Regions from separate parts of the Homo sapiens genome. Here region 2 is linked to region 1. Evidence: chromatin loops called from intact Hi-C (ENCODE). Cell type or tissue: Calu3. All regions are shown on one strand. Links, peaks and the distances in the headings refer to the core of each region. The heading gives the core; the rest is flanking DNA.

Region 1 (8,076 bases), core at 2,292-6,291:
TGTATGCATGGCTGTATGTGTTTATGTGTCTCTGTATGAATACATATGCATGTGTAAATATGTGTTTATATTTGTGAATCTATGTATGTGTCTGTGTGTGTGTGTGCACATGTGCTATGTGTCCTGTGTGTGTGTGTGCATGCATGTTGCTGGTAACTTCAGTGGGAGTGAGGATGAAATGTGACTTCCAAGGGGATAATGTGAGTCTGGGCTGGCTCAATACACAAGAAAAGAAGGTGATGATGAAATGATGTTTCCTGACCTGGTTCAGACCCAGGTACCACCCTTGCAGGGTGATGCTCGAACCATGTCCAGGAGAGAACCTAGAAGGTGGAAGTTCTGCAAATCATGTAGATCAAATGCTATTTACTAGAGCGTTCCCTTCTCAAGCCAACTTCCTCTCCCTTTCTCCCATTCCTCTCCTCTCAGCTTTCTGGTAACTTCCAATATGCTGGGAGCCTTTCCCTGCTTTCCCCCTACAAAGAGATAGGCACATCACCCATGACTGGCCACAGGAATTCTGAATTCCTCTGGCCACAATGATTGGCTCAACAAAAGCATGTTACCCACCCCTCCTCCCCCAGGCAAATCGGAACTCTTCCTATCATGGGCGAGTTGCTGTTAATTGGTATAATCAGCTGTGAAGATGATGTATGAGCTGTCAGGTCCATTTTCTAGGTGGAAAGAGTTTATCTGTGAACACAGCCAAGACTGAAGAAATTAGAACAAAGAAAAGGTGAGATAGTGTCCTGATGATTTATTTCATATGTTCCCCTAGATCCAGCCTTGCCTGAATGCAGATGCACCATTATACCATGTCAAATGCAGAACAGTAGGTTGAACTCAGGTGCTCATCCAAGCAAAGAGGTGGCTTGGGGTTAGTGTGTGTGTGTGTGTGTGTGTGTGTGTGTGTGTGTGTGATGTGCCTGGGGGAAGGCATGCATCTTGCAAATGCATGTTTAGCAGATATTATACAGCAGTGTCATAGATTCAGACTGGGGAACTCCAGAGGGCAGAACCAGAATTCAAGGGTTGGAGGACCCATGAGGGAAATTTTGGCTTTTTCTAAGAAAGAGATTTCTGGCAAAGTGCCTCAAAGTAGAAGGGTTACCTCAAGAGAGTGAGTCCCCCATCAGTTCCCCAATCCCTGGAGGATACCAAGTGGAGATGTGAGTCATGGATGATGTATCAGTCAAAACTCTTCTGGAAACTTCTAGTATTTTGAGTAACCTCCAAACTGTTCTCCATAGTGGTTGTACTAGTTTACATTCCCACCAACAGTTTACAAGGGTTCCCTTTTCTCCACATCCTCACCAGCATTTGTTATCACCTGTCTTTTGGATATAAGCCATTTTAACTGGGGTGAGATGATAACTCATGGCAAGCGTATTAGTCTGTTTTCACGGCTGCTTGATAAAGACATACCTGAGACTGGGTAATTTATAAAGAAAAAGAGATTTATGAACTCACAGTTCCGTGTGGCTGGGGAGGCCTCACAATCACGGTGAAGGGCGAAAGGCACTTACATCTTACATGGTGGCAGACAGGACAGAATGGGAGCCAAGCGAAAGAGGAAACCCCTGATAAAACCATCAGATCTCGTGAGACTTACTCACTACCATGGGAACAGTATGGGGAAAACTGCACCCATGATTCAATTATCCTCCACCAGGTCCCTCCCATGACATGGGAATTATGGGAGCTACAATTCAAGATGAGATTCGGGTAGGGACATTGCCAAACCGTATCAGCAAGGGAGGAAATGTATTGGTTCATGTAGTCAGGAAGAATTCTCAGATAGCTTTTGTAGAATTGAAGGAGGTGGAGACTGTCTGCTTCCCTCTGCCTGGCTCCATCTTCTGCTTTGTCCATGTGGTGGGGAAGATGGCCACCATTGCTCCTGATTCCACATCGTCCTTCACAACCCTGACTACAAGAGAACGTCACAGGAGAGGACTCTGTGTGGCTCTGCTTGGATCGTATGCCCACTCCTGGAGCAATCACTGAGCATGATTGGCCAGGTCTGGCTGGGTCATGTGTCCATCCCAATGATTGGGAGTAGAAATTACTAGAAGTTACTAGAAGAAGGGTAATGGAGGAAGATGTGCTGGGCTTCTGAAGACATTAGTCACTATGGTCCACTATGGATGGTGTGGGGTGGATTCAACATAAAGTGGGAAGATGTCTGTATCACTTCTAAGGTACTTTGACACACAGTAAGGATGTTAAAAGCACTTGTTGAAGGAATGTATAAAGATTCATTCCTGTGTCTCTGTTTTATGATTTTAGTCTGTCTTGTTAATACCTTGCAGTTGACTTTGCCATGGTAGGTTTTTTTTCTGACCAGCACAGGAGCTCTTTTGCTTGTGTGCTGTGGGAGGGACACCTTGAGGTGCCCTCTGGCTACTGGCCACCTCACTCCACACCTCTCAAATAAGGCACCTTTTGGAGAAGACATTTCCATGTTGGGACACTGTGGATAGTAATTTAGAATTACCAGATGGTGATTAAATCCTTCTTGCTTATTGTCGTGATTCCCTGAGCCTGTCTGCCACCCCTTCCTTCCCAAGTGTTCTAATTAGTCAAAGTTATATGAGAACAAAATTATAATGAGGAATATTCCTTGGTGGGGGGGAAGCACTGTTGGAGTTCCTTGGACTTGCCATCAGTGGAACTCTTGAATGAGGTTAGTAGAGTTAAAACAACTATTCAGGGAGTGGAGATAATTGTAAAAATATTTGATCAAGTTTGTTGGAGCAGGTTGCCTTTTGCAGGTTCCATATTTTGAAGAAAATGCTGCTTTCCGTAGAATCCCAGCTATCTCTGCTCTGGTCTCTACTCTTCATATCATAGCCTGAGTAGTCCTACTAAAGCACTCCTTGCTCAGAAACTTGTAATGGCTCCTTATTGCCCACATCAGGAATGGCAAGTGTAGACTAAGTGTGCTGTTATCCCCCATTCCTACACTCAAGGCAGACATCACTAATCAATTACAGCAAGCCTCAAACTCCTCTCCTTACTGCTTCTCCCCATAGCTAGCTATCAACTAGGGTGGATCACAGGAGGAAACCTATGTGCCTTCCCAGTTCTACAGTGTCAAGGGTCAGGCTGCTTAGTCCAGCATTTGATGCTTTTCAGAGCCTGTCTCTTTACTTCTTCCAGTAAATTTTCTGCTTCAGCTAGCTCCCTGAACTCTCATATGCTCATTGCTTACTGGGCTTTTGAACAGTTTTCTTCTCAGCTAATAGGGGAGCTGTTAAGCATATAGTTTTTGGAATTAAACTCCATGGGTTCTGGCAAAATCAAAATAAAAATGTGGTGATGAATTTCTTAATTTAATGTTTTATTTGGGAAGAAAGAATTGCAGTTTGGGGCTTGCACACAGACTGGGCGGACTTTGGTACATTTGAAGAACAAAGAGAAAGTTGGAGGTTTTATGGCAAAGAGAAATGTTGTGTATTGCTTGTTGAGAATGTTCATTGGCTCTAGACGTTTCTGGGGAGCTGGCAAGCTTGATTGGTGGGCGATGGCAGTAGATGAAATTAGTCCTAGAGTTGCAGCACTTTATCTCAGCAGTTATCGATAAAACTAGTCTCAGGTTACAACAGGCAGTCTCAGCAGCTGGACTTGCAGAGAATAACATTCTTGCAGCAATATTATGTGTCCTGAGTGCATTTTCCCCCCTGACTTTTCAACTCTTTTTTAGTTGGGTGTGACAAGAATGATGAAGTTCATATGATCAACATTCACAATCCAGTTTCAGCTCTGCCACCTTGGAATTGGGCAGCTTTGAGTAAAATATGTAATTATGAAGCCTCACCTTCCTTATCTGCAATTTGCAGATGATAATAATATCTGTTTCCAGGGTTAATGTGTGGGCAAAGGAAGATAATTCGTGAAGGCCCCTAGCACATTATTAAGTCTTGAGTGAGCTTTATATTGTAAAGTGGTATTGCAACGTCTATTGTAGTGGTTTTGTATCTGACACTCTTGTTGGTATGTATTAGACATATGTCCGTTCATTCCACTATCTGTCCATATTATTCCCTGTCTGTTCCTTGTCCTCCTCCATTGCCTTTAAGGCACAGCTAAAGCTCCCCCTCCCCACTGATCTGCCTTTTCCTGTTTTCTAGCATTTCAGAGGCTGCCACATTGGTCAACCCCAGAGGCAACTTCACCTGCTTTTCTGAAGCCGTCCTCCAGGGGCGCCATTCCCATAGACTACAAGGTGAGAGGTGGCGCCCCTGGAGTCGTGGCACCTGGTGTCCTATTTCTCCAGTCACATAAGGGGCCAAACTTGCCTTCTGCAGGAGACTGAATGCTTCTGAGAGCAGAGGCTATGCCTTAAGCACCATCGTGTGCCTGGCATGCATTAGGTGCTCAGTCCACGTGGGTGGAATGAATGGAGAATAGGAAAGGGCTGAGGTACCATCTGATTTTTCCCAGGAATTGGGGCAGTGTTGATGGTCAGTGATGGGGTAAAATACTGAAAACCACATGGATGAATAATGCAATATGGTAAAAATAAAGTCAGATAGAAAACTTCACATCCCCTTTCCCTCCATCTCTATCCAGGAGGGCTCTGAATGCTCATCAGTGGCCTAATGGCTTCCTTTAGTGCCCTCCATGGTCAGCTCAACAGGATGCAACAGGGTTTTACCACCTCTGGACTAGTGGTGTCTTGGGCCACATCGTTCTTTGTGGTAGGGGCTGTTCTGCGCACTGTGGGATGTTGAGCAGTGTCCTTGGCCTCTACCCACCAGATGCCTGTAGCAACATCTCTCTCACCCCCTGGTTATGACAACCAAACATGTCTCCAGACATTGCTGGCTATTTCCTGGAGGACAACATTGTATCAGTGAAGAAACAGTGAGATATTAAACAGTTGTACCTGCAGGTCCCCGACTAGGTGACAGCCATCTGCAAGCAAGGTAAAAGATAGGAAAAGTGAGCCTGTCATTTTACCTATATTTAATTTAGCATTTTGAGGCTTGGCATGGTGGCAGCAGGGATGGATAGCCTTCCAATGACCTGTCCAAAATCTTAAGGCATGAAATTGGACCTTGGCTGACATGGACAATGGCTAATTTGTTGTTGTTGTTGTTTGTTTGTTATTAGGTGAATAGTGACTTGGTTGCTTTGGAAAGCAGCGGGAAGGGAAGGAACTTGAGAGATTTCTAGGATTCTGGAGATGGTGCAGTCTGGTAAAGCTTCTGTCTTTGGGTCAGGTTGACCTCCAGGGCACTGGCATGTCACGTGGCCTGCAGATCTCTCAAGAGTCTTCTTTTCTTTCCTTTCTTACCTGATTAACAGCTTTGTGGGCTCCACTAGAGTCAGATCTTCTAGGAAGGCTTCTCTGGTGCCTATCCTGTCAAGCTAGATCGGGGACCTTCTGTGATCCCATATCCCTCTCCTCCACCCCATATTTATTCCGTCACAGTCCTTAATGTATAGGGGTCCACGTGGCTACCTGTCAGTCTCTGCCACATGGCCATGAACTCTATGTCTCACTTACGTTTGCACATCCAATGCGCAGCATAAGGGCCTGACACATAGTAGGTGGTCATCTCTTCAGTTTCCTACCAGGGGCTAACTAAGCTCTTTGCACAATGGTAATCAAACAAATGGCAGTCCCCAGCTCATGGAGCAGAGTTTCATGTGTCACGATCCTGAGCCTATCCTCATCCATCTCCTGGAATCTGTAGAACACTCTGGGAGTCTGATGTCCCCCAGGCCAGGAAACAGAACCACTGAGTCAAAGGATATCAGATTTCTTCTTGGATCCTCATATAACCTTGTGAAGCAGGATCTATGAGGAACACACCCATTTTATCATCGAGGAGACTGAGACCCAGAGAGGTTAAATGACCTGCTCAAAGTCAGACAGTGAATTGGCAGCAGAGTGTGGGTGAACCTGGGACTTTGAACTCTTGATTAATGCTTTGTTTGGGTTCTGGGTGTAGAGGACAAACTCTGGAGTTGCAATCATGGCTCTGGTAGGTACCAGCTCTATGACCTTGGCCAAGTCACTTAACTTTCCCAACTCTTGATTTCCTCATCTGTAAAATGGGCATCATTCTAAATGTCTTTGTAGGGTTATTTGTAAGCATCAATGAAATGATCCATATGAAGAAAGCTCTTGATCCACATGAAGAAAACTCTCCCAGGACACAGTTGCTGCCATGTATAAAACCCAAATACTCCTTTGCAGGGTGCAGTGCAGAACCCAAAGGGATCCATGATCTCATGGCCAGAACAGCCTCCAGGAAGAAGATGCACAGCTTCCTGAAACCGCACATCCCTCCTTCCTCCTGGGAGCCCAAATTCCAAGAAATGCAGCTAAAATTGGCCCTCAAACAGCTTTTGCAGAGCACGTCGCAGCTTTTTTTGGGTCTAGAGAGCCAGTTTCCATGATGAAAGTGGCACAGAAGGAGAGACCCAGCTAAAAACAGCCACCGCCCAGACTGGTGTTAACAGAATGCAGCCTACCCTGTTGTTTTGGGGGTTTAGACGCTTCGACTTCCGCAGCAGACCTCCACATTGCCACTAGGTGGTAGTATCGCAACACCTGGCAGGAACTGCACCCCAGGACCTTGACAAAGGGGCTGGGAGCCACTTCTGAAAATCATGCCCATCAAATACGCACCAGCTACAAAATTCTGCACCAGATTATTTCCCTTTTATTTGGGGGCATTTATTTGCATTACATGGGCTCTGTGGAAGTGTCTCGTCTAAGGGCTTAGTGCTTTAGTGTCTCAGAAGCAAAGCGAAAGAATTGTCCATGGGTAACATCCTAGCCACATGGCCCCGTGGGTGTCCCTACTGCTAGCAGATATGTGATCCCTGCAGCCCACTTCACTTAGGAGGTTCATGATGCCTTGAGTCCAATGTAGTTGAAGAGCTTGCCTCGATTAGGAGGACGCATAGCTTGCCTAGGTGGTCCGTTGCTGTCCTCTTTGAGTGCAGCGATGGAGTTCTAGCTCTGCAGTGTGGCTGCCTTGTGCTGAGGCCATTAAATCGTCTGGAGAACGGGGGCACTCGTGAAGCCTGCCTCATGGCTGGTCCTTCCCCTGCGAGGAATGGATGAGTGACAGATGGAGGTTTCTTAGGTGGTGTCTGGCTCATAGCAAGGGCTCAAATGTTAGCTCCTTTTGCTATTTTCTCAGTATCTCCAGTGACTAGTGTGTTTTAGTCACTCAACCAAATGGTAGCACAGTGATCCTCACTGTCCTCGTTTAGGTGACAACAGACGTTAGAGGAATGAGTTCATGGTCTCGATTTTCAAAGTGTGGTCCTGGGCTGGCAGCATCGGCACCACTGGGCTCTTGTTGGAATTGCAAGGTCTGGGCCTCTAGTTCAGCCTGCTGCAGCAGAATCTTACTTAACAGCCTCTCTAGGGGGTTTGCGACACATTGAGGTTTGAGGAGTGCTGCTCTGAAGCTCCTTCTGGCTCCCGAATGCAGGGATTCACCCCAGCCTGGGGTGAGCTCTGTCTCTCAGATTCATATCTTTGGGAACAACAGCAGCCAGTCCAGCCCTGCATTTTAACCTTTTACTCTTGCTTTTCCCAAATGTTGTCTCCAGATGCCTCTGCGCTTGGGTGTGTTGGGGTGGGAGGGTGGGGCGATGGGGAGTCGATGGGGGGCCTCATGCTGCCGCAGATTCGGATTTTGCTGGGCTCAACATGCTTTCCCTGAGCTTCCAGATCCAGATCCTCACTCCCCAAGATCCTGCCAGCTTCCCTGTCTTTGCCTACAGCATCCTCTTCATCACCCCAGTGACCAGAAAATGCACTGTTTCCAACCAACCCCTCCTTTTCCCTCACTACCTTGGCCACCAAAGCATCTCTTGCACCCCAGTTTTTCTCTTTGGGTGCCGCTGCTCTGGCTCTTGGTTGTCTAGAACTTTGGGAGCCACCCCAAATCTCCTAAAGGTCCCCCTGACCCCACTTCTCCTCCCCCAGCTCCTGATCTTATCTCACACATTTCTGTCTGATGGAGTCCTCCAAGCTGACCCTTGCACTTTAATGTCCAACATAGAGCTTCCCACTGCTGATTCAAGGTCTGCCCTCCCTTG
Region 2 (4,000 bases), core at 1-4,000, 540 kb after region 1:
ATGGCAATGGTCATGATGATGATGATGATGACGGTGATGGTGGTGGTGATGATAATGATAATAATGATATCAGAGGCGTGTGAACCAGAACACTCCATCTTAAATAGTAGCTGGGTAAAATGAGGCTGAGACCTACTGGGCTGCATTCGTAAATGGCTTAAGGCATTCTAAGTCACAAGATGAGATAGGAGGTGGGCAAAAGATATAGATCATAAAGACCATGCTGAGAGACAAAACAGGTTGCAGTAAAGAAGCTGGCCAAAACCCAACAAAACCAAGATGGCCATGAGAGGGATCTCTGGTCGTCCCCACTGCTACACTCCCACCAGCGCCATGACAGTTTACAAATGCCATGGCAACATCAGGAAGTTACCCTATATGGTCTAAAAAAGGGAGGCATGAATAATCCACCCCGTGTTTAGCATATCATCAAGAAATAACCCAGCCTTGGGTCTGCTCTGTCTATGGAGTAGCCATTCTTTTATTCCTTAACTTTCTTAATAAACTTGCTTTGACTTTACTCCATGGACTTGCCCTGAATTCTTTCTTGCATGAGATCCAAGAACCCTCTCTTGAGGTCTGCATTGGGACCCCTTTTCTGTAACTACAATGGTGATGGCTAACATTTATTGAACCACTTGTATGTTACAGGGTCTATGCTAAGCTAAGCTATGCACTTTACATGTATTCTCCCATTTCATCTTCACACCAGCCTTATTAGGTAATTATTTCTGTACCCTTTCACAGATGAATAAACCGAGGCTAAAAAAGATCACTTCTTTCATAGAAGTATTTGTAAATGGGACAGTAGATTTAGTTCAGATGTGCACTAAATTACTCCTTCCTAAAGGATTTATACATCTCAAGAGTTTAGTCATCTTTGATAGATAACTTAGAGAATTAAATATAACAACAGTCTTCCCTAATTGGCCCCCTTCCAGAGTAAGGTCCCTGAAGTAGAAGCTTTGCCACTTACTAGCTAGGGGATTTGCCCTCTGAGATTCAATTTCCTCCTCTGTAAAGTGGGAATAAGCAACATTTAACCTCATAAGGTTACGAAGATTACATTGAGGAACGTATGTAATGCATCCAGTATGATGATTGACATACCCAAGTCCCTAAATATGTTAGCTGTTTTATAATAGATGCTTCGAGAGTGACACCAATGGTGGGTGGGGCTAGAGTTAGAACTCACTTATTTGACAGATACCTATCACATTTAAAAGTTTCCAGCCAAATGAAATACATCTTAACATCAATCAATCATTCATCCATACATGTATTTATTCATTCAAACCTTTATTGACCAATTTACCTGTGATGTTCAGTGTTTTGTTGTAATGCTGGAAATAAGACTCCTGTTTGCTGAATAGTTCATCCCCTGTAAGGGTGATTATCCACCCCTGTGATAGGCAAAACATTTGGCCCCAATTCTTCAGCATACTCTCAGTGTCCACACTATTGCCATAAAACTTCAAGACCTATCTCATGAAAGGCAGAGTATACCTGCAATCCCTTGACCCTGAACTTGGCCACCTGACCTGCTTTGGACAGAAGGATGTTAGCAGACGTGAACGTGACCAAGCAGTGGCTTGAAATGTGCATGTGCAGCTAGGCGTTCCTTTCTGTGCTTCTGCCATGGCCAGGAAAAGAGCTTCCCCAGGTAGCTGCTACCTTTTCAGCCCGAGACACAGCAGAAACACGTGTGGAGCAGAGACCACACCACTGATTCGTACGCTTGTGGCAGGAAGCAGAGGCACTATCCCCACCCCAGGCAGAGCTTCTCCACTCAACCTGCACTACCATGAGGAAAATAAATGCTTACTGTTGTACGCCTCTAAGATCTCACAGCAAAAAGCTGACCAACACAGCCACAAATCATTATTACACAGCAGAGAACATGGCCAGTGATCTGAGGAAGGTACAAATGCCCTATGGAGAATTCAAAGACTCACATGTTCTCATTTGGGAGTTAAATATAAAACACATTTAGAATGCCTGATGGCACTGTGAGAATCTAGGATTTAACTCTGTGAATAGAAAGAAGATAAGAAGCCACAAGTAATTGTGCACTTCATTCGAATTCACACTAACCCTATGCACTAGCTAACCTCTGCCTATTTTGATATTGCATTTCACTGTAGTGGTAACTAGATTTTTCTCTCCCACCTGTAGCCTGGCATAACACGTTCTGTAATCATCTCTGAATATAGCCTCCACTATTTGAACGGGGCTTCTGCCCTCTGGCTTGAGCCTTTCTATCCTCCTCATACCGAGCTCATTTTTGGTGTTAACCTGCTATCTGAGCTGACTTTGCTTTTCCTATTTCCTCCGTGTTGGCAATTGAAAGGAAACCAACCTGCCATTCCAAGCCACGGCCAGCCTCTAGAGGCCATGCCAGGAAACCCCGGGCTATAGTGAGATCACCAGCTATGAAGTAGAAAGGGCAGACAGGAGGAAATGCTTCTGGTGACACAGCTGGCCCAAGCGGCTTTACAGTTCTATAAATGCCACAGTCTCATTAGACTGCAATAGAGATTGCCTTTCCTTCATTCCTCCACGGGATAAGAACATGAGTTGCCATGTTGGTACAACATGACTCCACCGTGAGTCATGCCTGATAAGTCTAGGAAAGAGTCTTTGACCTCAAAATGCATCAGAAATCCTTTCTCTGGAGTGAAATTGGGACTGATTACAGCCTAGTTATGTAATTTTGTACAGCAGCGTTTCTCAACCACAGCCTACCAACATGTGAGGTTGGATAATTTTGTGTTTTGTGATGTAGGGGGCTGTCCTGGACCCTGTAAGGTGTTTTCCTGCATCTTCTGGCCCTGGCCTCTACCCATTAGATCAGCAAGCAGATTCCCAGCCGTGATCACTGAATGTGTCTCCAGGCATTGCCAAATGTCACCTGAGGGACAAAATTGCCCTTCACCCTTTGAGAACCACTGCCCTAGACAGAAGACCTATAAATTCCCACTTAAGGCACCAGGACTGTCCTGGCTCTTGTCTTTTTCTAAACCTATTTAACTCTTTCCTAAATCCCCTGAGAGAGACTGTATCCTTAGAATACTTTTGTTTGTTAAATTTAGTTATCTAGAATTGCTTTCCATTATAAGCAACCTAAAGAACCATGGTTTCATGTGACAGGAACTCAGTAAATATTTTTAGGGAGCAAACTCATCATGCAAAGATCCACTGGGAAGCCCAGGAGCAAACAAAGCGAGTGTGAGGGTCTCAAGTCCCCCTAAAGAAAGGGGTCACCCGGGGTCTTACCATCACCCACAAACTGAAGCAAGGCCAGGTCGATCTGCCTCTTCCAAGGAGAGCCTTTCTGAAGGGCAATTCCATAACCGGTGGTGGCAAAGATGTACCCACTCCCGATGGTCACCAGCTTGCAGCCTTCATCCCTCCCAGCCTTGTAATTCAAGACTGCGGCATCGTAGATGAAAGCGTCCAGCTTCCTGAAATGACAAGAAACCAGGGGGTCATAGGGGTGGCCAGGTACCACCTCGGGGTCCAGCTCCTGAGGCCTGATCCTGAAAGCATCCCACACTTTCTTTCATGCTGGTGATGATGACTCATGGCCTCTCCATCCCCTCATCATAAAAGGATCTATTTTTAATGAGGAGATAAAAGCCAGAACCTTTTCTCTCCAACTTACAAGAGGCAGCTAAATAAAGACATGAAGGATCCATATACCCAAGTGAGTAAACAGTTGAGTTTGCTGGTTTGCTAAGTGTTTGTCCTTAACACTCCCAGTGGTGGAGGACAGTGCCCTATTTAGAAAGGTTTGCATCAGAACAAAATAAACCACTAAGGGGCAGAAGAATTTGGTGGTAGTGTGTATGAAGGGGAAAGGAACTAAATAGGAATATTTTTTCCTCCCAAAAGAAATACATGTGCTGCTTATTTATCATACAGAAATTATTGCAGAATTTTTAAAAATCCAAATAATATAGAAAAGTATTAAAAATACAATTAAAATTAAAGCTACCTA

The links. A loop is a pair of places that touch in the nucleus more often than their neighbours do. Peaks named below come from ENCODE experiments on the same cell type or tissue, not always from the same donor. Only the 100,000 strongest peaks of a DNase experiment are listed, where the experiment ranks them.
Region 2: it touches region 1 in a loop (2.8-fold over the local background); 1 of 110 quality-filtered maps calls a loop at or near these places.

What each region holds. Positions count from the first base shown.
Region 1 is chr16:9,252,094-9,260,169 of GRCh38, forward strand. No RefSeq gene overlaps it. Among named protein-coding and RNA genes, the nearest start is that of LINC02177, 99 kb to the right of the region's middle. RefSeq lists an enhancer at 6,399-6,693. In Calu3, for the core only: a CTCF peak has its summit at 4,205; a DNase peak (open chromatin) is centred at 4,218.
Region 2 is chr16:9,795,001-9,799,000 of GRCh38, forward strand. GRIN2A (glutamate ionotropic receptor NMDA type subunit 2A) reads right to left here. Exons shown (of 13, transcript NM_001134407.3): 11 at 3,277-3,464. All of the region lies in intron 2 of LOC105371077 (a long non-coding RNA gene), which reads left to right. Among named protein-coding and RNA genes, the nearest start is that of LINC01195, 340 kb to the left of the region's middle. In Calu3, for the core only: no CTCF peak of the experiment used is centred there; a DNase peak (open chromatin) is centred at 2,481.